Regions from separate parts of the Homo sapiens genome. Here region 1 is linked to region 2. The links are chromatin contacts, found by Hi-C or POLR2A ChIA-PET in ENCODE. All regions are on one chromosome and are shown on one strand. Each heading gives the region's core, a stretch centred on a gene start or an enhancer-like site at or near the end of the contact. The rest is flanking DNA. Distances are from core to core; before and after follow the strand shown.

Evidence for each region. Hi-C counts contacts between places; a loop is a spot of excess contacts on that map. ChIA-PET counts read pairs that join two places held with the same protein, here RNA polymerase II (POLR2A). Pooled maps may share reads with other maps.
Region 1: a map of right cardiac atrium shows a loop between it and region 2 (2.4-fold over the local background). The contact joins two enhancer-like sites. A Hi-C loop is called at or near these places in 1 of 168 maps with a recorded cell type or tissue (right cardiac atrium) and 6 of 50 pooled maps. POLR2A ChIA-PET finds 5 or more read pairs at or near these places in 4 of 52 experiments (BJ, Panc1, activated T-cell and 1 more).

Annotation. Positions count from the first base shown.
Region 1 is chr3:171,479,445-171,483,700 of GRCh38, forward strand. No RefSeq gene overlaps it. Among named protein-coding and RNA genes, the nearest start is that of TNIK, 21 kb to the left of the region's middle. Within about 2 kb of position 1,252, at least 4 of the 41 ENCODE cell types and tissues checked have a DNase peak (open chromatin) inside an H3K27ac peak, as active enhancers do.
Region 2 is chr3:171,188,166-171,192,521 of GRCh38, forward strand. TNIK (TRAF2 and NCK interacting kinase) reads right to left here. Exons shown (of 33, transcript NM_015028.4): 6 at 2,532-2,622; 7 at 537-667. Among named protein-coding and RNA genes, the nearest start is that of MIR569, 84 kb to the left of the region's middle. RefSeq lists an enhancer at 1,525-1,574. Within about 2 kb of position 2,611, at least 2 of the 41 ENCODE cell types and tissues checked have a DNase peak (open chromatin) inside an H3K27ac peak, as active enhancers do.

The sequences.
Region 1 (4,256 bases), core at 2-2,501, 290 kb after region 2:
GATAACCTGAATACAGCAACAAATACAAATATGACCTGGTATTAGATGATATTTAAAGAATCATTATTATTTTTGTTACGTGCTATTTAAGAAAACTTTTCTGATCATTTAATTATGAACATATATGGAAGTTTTATTACCACAATGCTTTTATATCATGCAAGAAAAAAGGCCCCTAACAAGTTCATTCAAATATTCACTGCTTTATTTTATAGAAAAAGAGACTGGTAAGATACTCAATATAGGACAGATTGAAAAAGACAGAACGTCTAAAGTTCACTCAATCCTTGACTAGTAGTCAGTTGGATAGGTCAGTAAATGATTTCCAGAACAAGCTTTAATCCCATTAACGTTCATCAGAAAAGTGCTTAAGAATTTCACCATGAATGCAAATATTGGATTTTAAGCCACCGTGAATAGGTCTTCTCAAATGTATTTGAATTGATTCATCTTCCATTTTAAGATCTTTTTAAAAGCTATTTTAGAATTTCTGAGAAATTTCAGATATGGTTATTGGGTTTACCGTAATTTAAAAATATTATTATAACTTTAGCTGGGGACTAAACCTTAATATAGGGTTTTGAGACTGGTCCTGTCTGTCAGTCAGTCATTTGGTGAGTTGGTGGAGACTGCACATCTATACTGTAGTGGGCATACCAGGAGAATAACCACCAGAGGTCGGTTGAAACATTTAGAGCCTGGCCATCCAAAATCAAAGGCAAGGGCCAGGCGCGGTGGCTCACGCCTGTAAACCTAGCACTTTGGGAGGTTGAGGTGGGTGGATCACCTGAGGTCAGGAATTTGTGACCAGCCTGGCCAACATAGTGAAACCCGTCTCCACTAAGAATACAAAAAATTAGCCAGGCGTGGTGGCGGGTGCCTGTAATCCCAGGTACTCGGGAGGCTGAGGCAGGAGAATCTCTTGAACCCAGGAGGCGGTGGTTGCAGTGAGCTGAAATCACACCATTGCACTCCAGCCTGGGTGACAGGAGCGAAACATGGTCTCAAAAAACCCAAAAAAACAAAATCAAAGGTGAAATCCAATGCATTGTTGCCAAACTGACTTGTGGGTAGAAATATCATCTTCCATAATTGAAATATATCTTTCATAGGTGGAAAAATAGCCCCATTTCCAATTTAAACAAAAAACAACTACAAAAAAATTCATCTTACATGCTTCACACTTCAAAAACATTATCACTTTCATTACTGAGTCATCAAAACTTCCTGAGTATTTCTTTTTTAAGTAAAAGGACCAATCACTAACCTGTTTTCTTTTCCACCTCACCATCTACAACAACAACAAAAAAGCTCAGAAATAGTCTGGTGAAACTATGCAGTGGGCACGGTTTTTCTGTGGCTTTCTTCCTTCCACCTTCTCAGTCCCTTCTCACACAGAACTCCCAGCCCTCTCTCTCCCTGTTCTAAGAGTCCTAGAACTGTTAAGGGATGCTTTGTATCTCTCCTAAAGTCTCTAAACCAAAGTTCCCTTTTCCTTCCCTTCCTGATGAAGCGAACCCTGTATCTTTCCCTGTTCCTGACCTCAGTGGAGTGCTGCCACCTGATCCTTCATTTATTTCTAGTTCACTCCTTATCACATTCCCCAGAATCCCTTTCCAATTTTTCTTTTTGTCCCAGTACCCACTACACACACTTACCTTGCAATCTTCTTTTCATAAGCCACTTTGCTACCTATGATGACATGATGGCAGCAGGCAGCTGCTTTGCCGCTACTCACAGTGTACTATCTGTGAATGGTGCCCCTGGAGTTGGGTACACAGGGAACACATTGGGAATGCAGCTGGGAGGTGTGAAGGTCACAGTCTTGGATGAGGCCATCTAAATGGAATGACCACAGGTTACCCCTTTCCTCTTCAAGATTCCTCTTGGTTGTCATTCCTTCCTCCTTGCCAGCACCTCCCTTTCTTGGCAGACCACATGCTTGGGATTGAGGCAGCCCCTTTCCAGCCGTATGACTTTGGGAAGGTTACTTAAGTCTTCGAAGTATTTATTTTCTTATTTAGAAAAACGGGGATATAATAGCATTTATCTCATGGTATTATCAAGTGGAATAAATGAGATAATGTCTGTAAGAGTACTGGCCCAGGGGGATGGTTAGCCAAGTTAGCTGTTGCTATAATTCCTAATTCTAAGGCTGAGATTCTACCCGTGAGGTCTGTAAAGTCTCTCTACAGTCTTTGAGAAGTGATCTGCTCCCCTCACTTCTCCATGAAAATTTCTATTTTTCTCCATATTTATTTTTAAAACACATTTTACCTCGTTGATAGCTGGAATTGAATTTAAACAGTCCTCAATGCCTTAGAATGATCAAATTATTAACACAGACAATCTCTCCACAACGATTCTGTGCCCACTTTCTAGTGTGTGGTTTTTTTGTTTGTTTGTTTGTTTGTTTGTTTTTTGAGACAGAGTTTCGCTCTTGTTGCCCAGGCTGGAGCACAATGGTGCGATCCCGGCTCACCACAACCTCCACCTCCTGGGTTCTAGTGATTCTCCTGCCTCAGCCTCCCGAGTAGCTGGGATTACAGGCATGCGCCACCACGCCTGGCTAATTTTTTGTATTTTTAGTAGAGACAGGGTTTCTCCATGTTGGTCAGGCTGGTCTCTAACTCCCAACCTCAGGTGATCCGCCCACCTCGGCCTCCCAGTGTGCTGGGATTACAGGCTTGAGCCACCACGCCCGGCGTGTGTTTCAGCCTTTGTGTCTCTTATGCTGCATTGGTCCTCACCCTGTGTTCTTTGTTCATAATAATAATAATAGTAGTAGTAGCAGAAGTAATAATAATTACCATTTTCTAAATGTGTCTCTTCTATCAGACTCCTTATTTACATGCTCAATTTAATCTCCACAGTTGGTTGGTATTATTATTTCCACTATATAGTTGAGGAAACTGAGGTCAAGAGTTTTTCAATACATTGCCCAACGTATCAGAGCCTGTAATGTTGAATCTGGGGATGTCTTATCCTAAAACCCATTCCCACTCCTAGCCCCAGGCAACCACTAATCTATTTTCTGTCTCCAAGTACAGAATGTTTATGCATAAGATTATGAATTTGCCTAAGGAGAATCACTTGAACCTGGGAAGTGGAGGTTGCAGTGAGCCAAGATCGCGTCACTGCACTCCAGCCTGGGCAACAGAGTGAGACTCTGTCTCAAAAAAAAAAAAAAAAAAGATTATTTGCCTATTCTGAGCATTTCATATAAATAGAATCATATAATATGTGACCTTTTGTGACTGGCTTCTTTCACTTAACATTATGTTTTCAAGATCCATCCATGTCACAGCATGTATCAGTACTTCAATCCTTTTGTGGCTGAATAATATTCTATTGTACAGATTTATCACATTTTGTTTATCCATTAATCAGATGATGGACATTCGAGTTGTTTTTACTTTCTGCCTATTATGAATAACATTGCTATAAACATTTATGTTAAAAGTTTTTATATAAAGATATGTATACAATCTTCTTACTCAGAGTGGAATTGCTGGGTCATATGGGAACTTTAACTTTTTAAGAAACTGCCAACCTTTTTACTAAAGTGGCTGTACTGTTTTGCATTCCTACCAGCAATACATGAGGGTTCCAGTTTCCCCATATTCTTACCAACACTTGTTATCATCCATCTTTTTGATTATAGCCATTCGAGTGAATATGAAGTGGTATCACACTGTGGTTTTGATTTGCATTTCCCTAATGACTAATGATGTTGAGAGTGCCATCTAATTTTATATTATTGTTCTTTGTGTGAAAAGGACAATCCCTAAATTTTAGTGGATGCCAAATGAAGAATTGTCTAGATAAATGTTTCTCTCCTCTGTAATTCACATTCTAAACTTAATATAATATTTAAAATACTAATTTGCTTTTCTGTAGTAGCCAAAGGAAAGGCTTTGCTCCTGCTGCAGATTTGTGTGTGTGTGTGTGTGTGTGTTTGTGTGTGTGTGTGTGTGTGTGTGTGTGTGTGTGCTTGATGTGTTATTTGTTTTGTTTTTATATGGAGAAGGTTTTAAGTACAAAAGAAGTACGTACAGACACTGATGGTCTCTCAACCACCTGCCTCAGCCCACCTGACTTTAGAGCAACTTCAATGCACATTCCATACACTTCCTGTGCACACCTTGAGGGCACACTCCTGGCGCTTGTTTGCTTTTGGCCTCAGGGCTTTCTCCACAGCCATAGAAGGCTGCTCATCTGGATCCTAGAGCCCAAAAGTGCAAGAGAAAGAAGAG
Region 2 (4,356 bases), core at 1,361-3,860:
TCAAATTTCTATGAAACATCAGGCCACACGACAGAAATACCATAAAGTAGTCACCAATATTCCATCTGATTCCCTCTCATGAAAAAGAAACCCCAGATAATTATACTTCGAGCATTGTAGAAGTAAGTCAGATTATTCTCAATCAGAAAAAGATGACCCAAGACAACAAACTCACATCTTAGTTTAACGTAAAAAGCTATCAGAATATATACTCTTCCAAAAATCTAAACCATAACCAAAATGGAAATCCAATCTATTTTCCAATAATAAGAAGCAAGAGTAAATTTAAAAAAATATAGAAAATGATTTAAACTTTTTATTTATTTTTTTATTTTTTACAAACAGGCCATCAGATAAGATGGGTGAATTCATTAAAAAGATCCTCACTTGAATGTCTTACAGGTCTTAAACTCAAATAATGTTTTTCAGTTCTCCCTTTGGGTGACATAAATCATAAATATAAGGGCATGTAAGACTTTATAAGACTCAGGATAAGATGGTAGGCATAGTTTTGAAACACGACAAAGAAGCCATACCTTGAAATCATATGTGGCATCTGGGTTTTCATCACAGGCAATAACTTCTGGTGCCATCCAGTAGGGAGTTCCAATGAAAGTATTCCTCCTGCCCACTGTTCGATCAAGCTGAGCACTGACTCCAAAGTCCACTATTTAAGAAAAGACAAGTAAATAAAGTCTGTGATCATAGGTTTTAGATAGCGATAAAATGAATGTGAATTATTTTATTGTGGTAAAACATAAGTAACATAAAGTGTACAATTTTGACCATTTTCAAATGTACATTTCTGGGGCACTAAGCACATCCACACTGTTGTGCAACCTTCACCACTGTCCATCTCCAGAATTTCTCATCTTCCCCAGCTGAAACTTTGTACCTATTAAACAATAGCTCCCAATTCCCCCTTGCCCCAACCCCTGGCAATTATTCTACTTTCCATCTCTATAAATTTGACTATTCTCACTACCTTGTATAAGTGGAATCATACAGTATTTGTCTTTTTGTGACTGGCTTATTTCAGTTAGCATAATATCATCAAGGTTCATCCACGTTGCAGCATGTGTTAGAATTTCCTTCCTTCTCAAGGTTGAATAATATTCCATTGTGTGTATGGACCACATTTTGTTTATCTGTTCACCTGTTGATGGGCACCTGGGTTGCTTCTACCTTTTCTATATTGTGAATATGTTTTTAAACTGCATGAGAAATGGATGAAGTGTACCCATGAGGAAGGCACAAAGAATTACATTTGATTACACCAAGGCTTCACAGGGACCAAAAATAGGTGTTAAAAAAAAGTAAGCTTGGTTGTCAGAAAGGGTAGTATTTTGGGGATACAAGACAAGTGATTAAAAGCAAAAGTCTGAGTCAGACTGCCTAAGTTTGTATCTCATTTCTGCCGCTACTAGTGGTATGACCTAGGGCTAGTAGATCAACCTCTCTGAGCTTCGGTTTCCTAATCTGTAAAATGAGGATGATGACATCTACACAGAGTTGCTCTGATGTTTATGAGAGATAATCTATAGAAAATTGTCTTGTACAGGGCCTGGCATATAATATATACTCAACAAGTAACTGTTAATTAGTGAAGTAAGAATGCTCTCAGGATAGCTTATCTAGTTGATACATATATAACTGCTTAGCCTACATAATGTATACTTTTGTTTTTAAAAGAGAATATTCATGAGGTGAGAAAGTTTGGTCCCAAATGTTAACTAAGAAAAAAAATGGAAGTCATATATTTCAACAAAAAGGAAGAGCAAATGTTTGGGATATAAACATAGAAGATGTTTAAATCTCTTTGAAAATATACAATCATATGGACAGCGATTCTTTTCTAGATGACAAGTTACATATCCTACTGGATATTTGTCAATTCATGCTCTTACTCATATACATCAAGCAGTCAAATGCATGTGGTAATTCTCTATTTGGGCAGTCCCAGATTTGTTGCGGAAAGAGCTCTAACAGATACGCCAAAGAGAAGGATTCTCCCACTGATGGAAGTGGGGGTAATCAGTATGCACCTAAAGTAGAATATTAAGTATCCACTTTGCACGGGAGCCCAAGGTAATAACAAAATCAATGTAAATATAACTTAAACCTATGGGAATATAGCAGGAATTGATTATTCTGAATATGCCTGTGTATATTTTAATGGAAAAAAATTGGGTCCTAGTGCTCTGTTATAGCAGCAACAGTATAAACAAACTGTAAGATATAGGAGGCCATTTCAAAGTTTGTCACTTCTAATCTCTGCTGAAACAAAAAAATCTCAATTATTTCTATATATTGATTAAGCAAGTGGTTCTGTTCCCACATTATATATAATTCATTCCTCAGAATGCCTTGAGAAAATATTTTTTAAAATAGGCAAAGAAACATTTTCCTTTCCATTTTTAGGGCAATGCTCTCCAAATCCACGGTGACAAATTAACATTAATTTTTTTAGAGCTGTTAATATAATCTCATCACTTCCTGCAATTCCAAGGCTCACAGGATTCTGCTCTTACCTAGTTTAACTTCTGCATTTTCAGTCAGCAAGACATTTTGCCCTTTAATATCTCGATGAATCACTTTATGCTGGTGCAGGTGACTCAGCCCCTGGAGTGATGGAGAGTTAAGAAGGGTTAATAGGAACATAAGCCAAGATGCCAATAAATTATTTTGACTGTTAAGGATCCAAAAACTTTACACTCACCCAGACATACTTTTCAGAATTATAATCACATCTTTCATGTGCTCATAGTGCTCTTCTAACTGTAGGCAATTCATCAATATAAATTAAAGTACCCAGGCAGTCCTTGCAATGCATGGTGCTGTGTTTAATGAAATGCTTGCATATTGGATCTGATTATCAGGTATCAGGGAACCACACAAGTAATTATACGGTTCCAACATGAACATGAGTTTCAGTTAATACTACTGTGAAAAGCGAAGTTTAAACAGTTTAAAATAGAACCATCTACACAGTCTCTGTACAGAAAACTAACCTGATTTAACTGAATCCCTGCAGGATATTTGAATTTAAAAGTTAAAATTTACATTCTGTTATCCAATTTCATTGAATGATTGATTGACTGAGACAGAGCCTTACTCTGTCGCCCAGGCTGGAGTGCAATGGCGTGGTCTGGGCTCACTGCAACCTCTGTGTCTTGGATTCAAGCGACTGCCTCAGCCTCCAGAGTAGCTGGGATTACAGGTGCCTGCCACCACGCCAGGCTAATTTATTTTAGTACAGACAGGGTTTCACCATGTTGGCCAGGCTGGTCTTGAACTCCTGACCTCAGGTGATCCATTCACTTCGGCCTCCCAAAGTGCTGGGAATCCAGGTGTGAGCCACAGCACCCGGCCTTGTTATACAATTTTAATTAAGCGAAGTAAAATATTTCTCAGACCAGCCAAGAAATTTCCCATTGGCTTTACCCATTGTGCCTTACATTTAAAAAGGAATACAGTTTCTATTTCTTTTGTTGGCATTCATCACTGTCATTTTTAGTTTATGCTAGTTTATGCTATTTGTGACTTTGTGCTCATTATGTGAGAATTATTCAGTGACAACTAAACCTGTTTGTGTTCCATTTCTTCATGAATTACTCTGTTTTTGGCTTCTTTGTGGTGTGAATTCTTTAACCTACAGACTTACTCTAAAGTAGTCATATATTTTTCAGATAAATTATAATCTAAAATAATCTAAAAATGGAGTCTTAAAGCAAATTATTTTATGCTAACACCTGATAATTCAATGTATCGGGTCCCCGAGTGTTCTTTATTACCTTTAATTTTTTGTGCTTTTCATCTTCTCCACAACAACAAAATCATGGTATGAAAAATGAGGTTGACAGGAAAAGAAACAAACCTAGATATCTGAATTCTCTTGTCAAAGAAATTCAGCATGAGAGTACAGAGGTCCAAAAAGACCCACATATACATTTAGAGATATCAGAAAACATAAACCATGTTATAGAAGGGTTTGAGGCACTGGTTTAGGTCTTAAAAAATTGCCTTTCTTATCTGTTCAGTTTGTCACAGGGTAGGCATCAGGGGTTTAAATGTGTGGTTTTCACAAAATTTATGTACCCCATAAATCCTTAAGAGAGGGACTGAAGATCCCTTTCCCTCTTTCACTACTGAAGTGGTTGAAAGCAGATACCAGAGCATGGAAGTGAGCCAAAAGTTCTTTTAATGAGATCATACAATGCATGGAGGTCACCTCCAAAACCTCTTGTGGCCAGAGACCTTTGGGTGATCAAATGTCTCTTCCAGTGAGTCATGTCTGAAATGCTGGTATCATTTCGGAGAATATACTGGAAAAAGGAGGAAAGCCATTGTTTCCAC